Linked DNA regions of Homo sapiens: region 1 is linked to region 2. Evidence: chromatin contacts called from ENCODE Hi-C or POLR2A ChIA-PET data. All regions are on one chromosome and are shown on one strand. The core of a region is the stretch at or near the end of the contact, and the rest is flanking DNA. Distances in the headings are between cores, read along the strand shown.

Region 1 (2,787 bases), core at 247-2,746, 63 kb before region 2:
CACATTCAAGGGTTGTCATGATACTCTCAGGTTCAACAATTCACTAGAATGACTAACAGAACGTGGGTGTGTGCTACACCCACGATTACAGCATTATTATAAAGGATACACATAGAACAAGGTCTGGGAGCATCCTGGACTTGCAGCTTTCATGCCTTCTCCTGTGGAATCAGGATGCATCACTTTCCCAGCAAATCCATGTGTTCAACCAGGAGGCCCCACTGAGCTTTGAAACTCACCGCAAAGCTACAGTAATCCAAAGAGTATGGCGCCGGCATAAAGGCAGGCATATAGACCAAAAGAGTAGAATAGAGACCCCAGAAATAAACCCTCGCATATATGGTCCAATGATTCTTGACAAGGGTGCCAAGACCATTCAATGAGGAAAAGAAGGTCTTTTCAACAAACAGTGCTGGGAAAACTGAATATCCACCTACATAAGAATGAATTTGGACCCTGACCTAACACCATATGCCAAAATTAATTCAAAATGGATTACAGACCTACATGTAGGAGCTAAAACCATAAAACTCTTAGAAGAAAACAAGGATACAGCTTCATGACATTGGATTTGGTGACGATTTCTTAGATATAACGTCAAAGGCACAAGCAACAAAGGAAAAAAATAGACAAATTGGACTTCATAAAAATTAAAACCTTTTGTGAGTCAAAAGACACTATCAACAGAGTAAAAAGGCAACCCACAGAATGGGAGAAAATATTTGCAAATCATGTATCTGGTAAGGAATTGATATCCTCAAGAGATTTCAGTGTCCAGAGTTTTGTCGTTGTTGTTGTTCCTTTTTGATATAGAGTCTCGCTCTGTTGCCCAGGTTAGAGTGCAGTGGTGTGATCATGGCTCACTGCAGCCTCGATCTCCTGGACTCAAGTGATCCTCCTGCTTCAGCCTCTTGAGTAGCTGGGACTACAGGCGGGCACCACCATACCTGGTTGATTTAAAATTATTATTTTTTTAATTTTAGTAGAGAGGAGGTCTCACTATGATATCCAGAGTGGTCTTGAACTCCTGGGCTCAAGTGATCCTCCCACCTCATCTTCTCATAGCATTGGGATTACAGGCATGAGCCACTGCACCAGACCCAAAGTTTTCACTGGGATTTCATTACGTAGCCATGACTGATTAAATCATTGTCCTCATGACTGAACTCAATCTTCAGCCCCTCTCCCCTCTCCGGACTTTGGGTGGACCAAAAGTTCCAGCCCTCTTATCACGTGGTTGGTCTTTGGTGGTCAGCCTCCATCCTGAAGTCCTCTTGGCATGTGCCAGGAGTCACACCATCAACACAATCAAGACACTCCTATCATTCAGGAAATTCCAACGGTTTTCTGTGCCAGGAACCAGGGACAAAGACATACTCTTTATTATACCACAGAGGTGTTGTCATTGTCCTTTTGCCAAGCTTAGGCTGGGGCTGAGAGAGAGAGAGGAAGTAACTGGCTCCAAATCCTGCAGCTGGCCTCTGACAGACAAGGGCAGCTCTCAGACCTGACAGCCTCAAACTCTCTGGGCTTAACCCCTAAACTGAGCCACTGCCACCATGTGAAGGGTGGGTGGAGGAAGAGCGCTGAGCAAACTTTCCCTGGGACCAGTGCAGACCAAGTGAGGAGAGGGGGAATTCCATTTCAGAAACGGAGGAACTGTATAATGCCATGAGAATTGCTTCTGGCTCGCAGGGAGTGAAAACCAGTGCTTGGGCTTCTGGGAAAGGACACAGAGCCTCTCTCCATGGAGAACTGATGACGTGCACAAGCCATCATCTGTCCTGAGAAGTTAAATCCAGGGCTGGGGAAGCAATTCCCAGTCCCAGCCCTTCCCTGCCTGCCCCACACCAGTGCTGGCTTGGGCAAGCTCCTAAGCCATACCAAGGCTCAGACCAAGAAAAGAATCGATTATCAGCCAACGAGGAAAGCACGCTACCACTCTTCTCTCCATCGAACCACTTAATCAAGGCTAAAAAGTTTGATTTTCTTCTTTATTGTCTACTGATTTTTTTTAACAAAGTTTTACAGCAGGCTGGCTCAAAACATGAAGCTTTGGGAAAGATTTGCTTTTCAATGCTGTGGGTTCTCACTGATAGTTATGTGTCTGGGGCCAGGGATCCTTCTCTAGGGTTCTTTTCACCCTATAATTCTGGAAAGAGAGAGTGAAATCAACTTGGGGTCGGTGTACCCTCAGATCCTGGAATCACACCCCTCAATACCATATTTTACCTGCATCATGTGTGCCTGGGTCCATTCCCCTAGGGAGGTCAAGAGCCCTGTTGTCCAATAGAGAGAGAATGTGAGCCACTGAGGTGATTTTAACTGAGGACATTTTTCTAGCAGACACAATAAAAAGAAACAAGCAAACTTAAATTTGATAATATATTTTATTTAGCCCAATATATCCAACATATTATCATTTCAACATGTAATTAATATACAAATCATGAATGAGATTTTTTCAATCTTTTATTCATTCTGAATCCTCAAAATCCAGTTCGGATTTGACGCGTACAGCACATCTCAGTTGGGAGAAGTGGTATGTCAAGTGCTTATTAAGAGCCACCTGCCGCTCGTGACCTCCACCTTAGACGGCTCATGACTATAGCCTTCGCCATCCTCCTGAAAGGGACCTGTGGCAACCCATAAAAGCTTAGAATTTCTGCTCAAGTGTCTGTCATGCTGTAGAGATTCCAATTTCCATCTGCAAATAACAGAGAGCCACTTCAGCTCTGCGTACGGGCCGCGTCTTTTATTCTCTGTATTGTGATACTTTGACATCAG
Region 2 (2,710 bases), core at 97-2,596:
CCGTGTTCCCAATACTCATGTCCTTGGGTGACCAGGCTCTGTTTGTTTCCACCCAGGCTCAGAGGAAACAGAGCCTGGCTGAAGGGAACGACTTCATCAGGATACTGGAGGTGTCCAGGCAAAAGTTCAAAGTCTTCATCTAGACTCTTTGCAGCAATGGAATTAGGAGAAAAGCAGAGATTCCAGAGATAGTTGGGAGGTAGGACCACCAATCAGGCCTGAGCTCTTGAAAGCAGAGAAGATGGAATTCCCAGTCCTGGTTGGTTGCAATGTCCGCTTCGTGCATGGCTCTGCAACACTGTGCACAGCTGTTATGCACATTTAAGACTCCGCAAACAATAAGCTAGCAGCAAGCGGCCCCCTGGGTCTTGGTTGTTCCCAGCATACTTGGTATCTGAGCTGTGATTGGGGTGGGGAAACAGGGAGGAGAGAGATGAAATCAAGGACCATAGTTAGTGCAACAGGCAAAAAGAAGCCTTGCCTGAGCAGGGAGATGAGAAGATTCCATCTGGGGGAGTGGGGAGCCCCCAGCCCATTAACGAAGGCCGTGGGGGATACAGGCCAGACCTGCAAGGAGGAGGGCTTGAGCCCCGGGGTCTGGAATCTTTGGGCTATTATGATATCTGTCATAAAGTGTGGCCGCCATTCCTGTCTCTCCAAGAAACAGAAGGTGACAGAGCCCCTCTCAGTGTTGGGACCCGGAAGCTCAAAAGGGGGCAAAGACATCTAGGCTGGGCAGAAACGAAGACGAGACACCTGCGTGGGGCATTCCAGCAGCGGCAGAGGAGGACGTGAACTGATGGGAATTTCCACTATCTGGGTTTAAATCCTGGCTGGAATTTCTCACTCTTTCCATTTCCATTTCATATTTCAGTTAAAAAATAATGACAAAGGCCGAGGGTTACAGAGCAGCCTCCCCCTCCTCGGTAATTACCAAATTAACACATTCTAACAGGCGCCCCCGCAGCACACTGTGATTAACGCACAAGGACAATTAGCTGTAGAGCCTTCTCCTCTCGTTTTAACCTCCTTAAACAGCCCGAGCCGCGTGCAGGGCCTCTGGGGTGAGCCTCCTCGGCAGGCACTCCCTCCCCCTCGATTTAATGGAATCTGAGACCCGGTTTAATGTACTAGGCAGTGCACAGTCCTGTCCCGCCCTCAGGGGCCTCACCCCACAGGTCAGGGAGGCAGCCTCCCCATCCAAGCAGGGGGCCGGGAAAATGAACCCCAAATTAATTTATTCAGCCAATTCATTAGGCAGGCGTTGATTGAGTGCCGGCTCTTCGCCCGGCGCGGGGCTGGGAGCCCAGGGAGATACAAGATAAAGTGGAATGCGGATGGCACATTCCTGGCGCTCGCCGTCCGGGAAAGGGAATCAGGCGGCTGGTCTAAGACACGCCAGAAAGTGGCCGATGTGAAACAGACTCCATGCTCCTGAGGAATTCCAGGAAGGGGGCACGGGGCTGGGTTCTTGCGGACGGCCCAGGGAGTGTGGCAGGTTGGTGAGGTACCCAGAAGCCAGGGCTGCAAATGCAGGAAACTGGCTGAGAGCTGAAGGGGCAGCTCAGCTCGAAATAAAGCTCAGCTCGGCTCGAAATAAAGCAGAGGATGTCAACTGTGAAATTACACCCAAAAGGCAGGAGCCTGGGCTGGGTGTGACATGGTCTGGCTTAGTGACAACGTGGCTTTGGCTGGGGTGTGCTGAGTGCTGGGGAGTGTGAAGAAGAAGATGTGGGTGGGTGGGGACCAGCTCAAGGAGGTTGCAGGGCCCACAGCGGGGAGGGGGAGGTCAGCAAATGGAGGGGCTCACCTGGGCTCCTTCATCCAGAGGCCAGTTAGAGATTAGGATGGAGCTGATGCAGAATCTCAGATGGAGGAGGGAGGAAGGAGGGAGGAGGAGCACAAGAGGTCACTCATAGGAAGGATTAGCAAAGCTTGCACCTGATTAGAGCTGAGGCCCCAAAGAAAGGCAAGTGCCAGGGTTCAGGCTAGAAGGAACAGTGTGGGGGTGTCAGCACCCATGGCTGGGAGGGGAGGAGGGCTTGGGCTTTGGGGTTGGAGCAGGAGCAATGTGGTTGGAGATGGCCGGGTGGGTCTCCACGGAGCCGCGGCAGTGGACAGGAAGGCCCGCTGGGGACACTAATGGGGAAAGAGGACAGACAGGGGCTCTTGGGTAAGGTCTGGAGACTCCAGAATTCACCCGACCTCAGGCCTCAGAGGACCACTTAGGTGGAGCCTCCACTGTCCAGCCCTCCTCAAAGTGCACCTTCAGAGCGGGGGAGTCGGAAGTCTAGAGGTTCCAGAAATGCTCCTCAGCATTCTCCTGCCCTTGGTGGCAGAACCTGGAACCAGGATGGGAGGGGAGGCGTCACCGGGAATCCTAAAGGTGGTGTCTGGCCCCCAAATGGCCCAGCTGCTGACCCCAGGGGCAATTGTTCTGTGTCACCAGTTTTCAAATCTGTTCCAAGAGAGATTTATAACTCCCGCAGCAAACTAGCCCCGTGTGGTTTCTTTCGCAATGCTAAACACTGGCTTTGGCAGCACTCAAAGGGGTAAAATAAAGAGTTAGCAAAGTGTCTGTCCACATTTCCATCTTCAGAAGATGAGGGGGAAAAACCCCATCTGCACCCAGCTCAGATCCTTTGCTCCAGTCTTGCATGGAAGGAAGCTAAGAGAGCTGTGTCTGTAAAGCAGCCGCGTTCGTGTAATC

The links. A loop is a pair of places that touch in the nucleus more often than their neighbours do. ChIA-PET counts read pairs that join two places held with the same protein, here RNA polymerase II (POLR2A). Pooled maps may share reads with other maps.
Region 1: a loop to region 2 is called in a map of heart right ventricle, with 2.4 times the contacts of the local background. The contact joins two enhancer-like sites. A Hi-C loop is called at or near these places in 8 of 168 maps with a recorded cell type or tissue (GM11168, Right ventricle myocardium inferior, heart left ventricle and 3 more) and 9 of 50 pooled maps. POLR2A ChIA-PET finds 5 or more read pairs at or near these places in 3 of 52 experiments (GM12878 and activated CD4-positive, alpha-beta T cell).

What each region holds. Positions count from the first base shown.
Region 1 is chr17:77,737,865-77,740,651 of GRCh38, reverse strand. No RefSeq gene overlaps it. Among named protein-coding and RNA genes, the nearest start is that of LINC01987, 11 kb to the right of the region's middle. Within about 2 kb of position 1,496, at least 10 of the 41 ENCODE cell types and tissues checked have a DNase peak (open chromatin) inside an H3K27ac peak, as active enhancers do; they include heart right ventricle, where a contact is called at or near this core.
Region 2 is chr17:77,674,992-77,677,701 of GRCh38, reverse strand. It overlaps LOC107985079 (a long non-coding RNA gene), which reads right to left. Exons shown (of 2, transcript XR_001753032.2): 2 at 1-399. Among named protein-coding and RNA genes, the nearest start is that of LINC01987, 52 kb to the left of the region's middle. Within about 2 kb of position 1,346, at least 2 of the 41 ENCODE cell types and tissues checked have a DNase peak (open chromatin) inside an H3K27ac peak, as active enhancers do; they include heart right ventricle, where a contact is called at or near this core.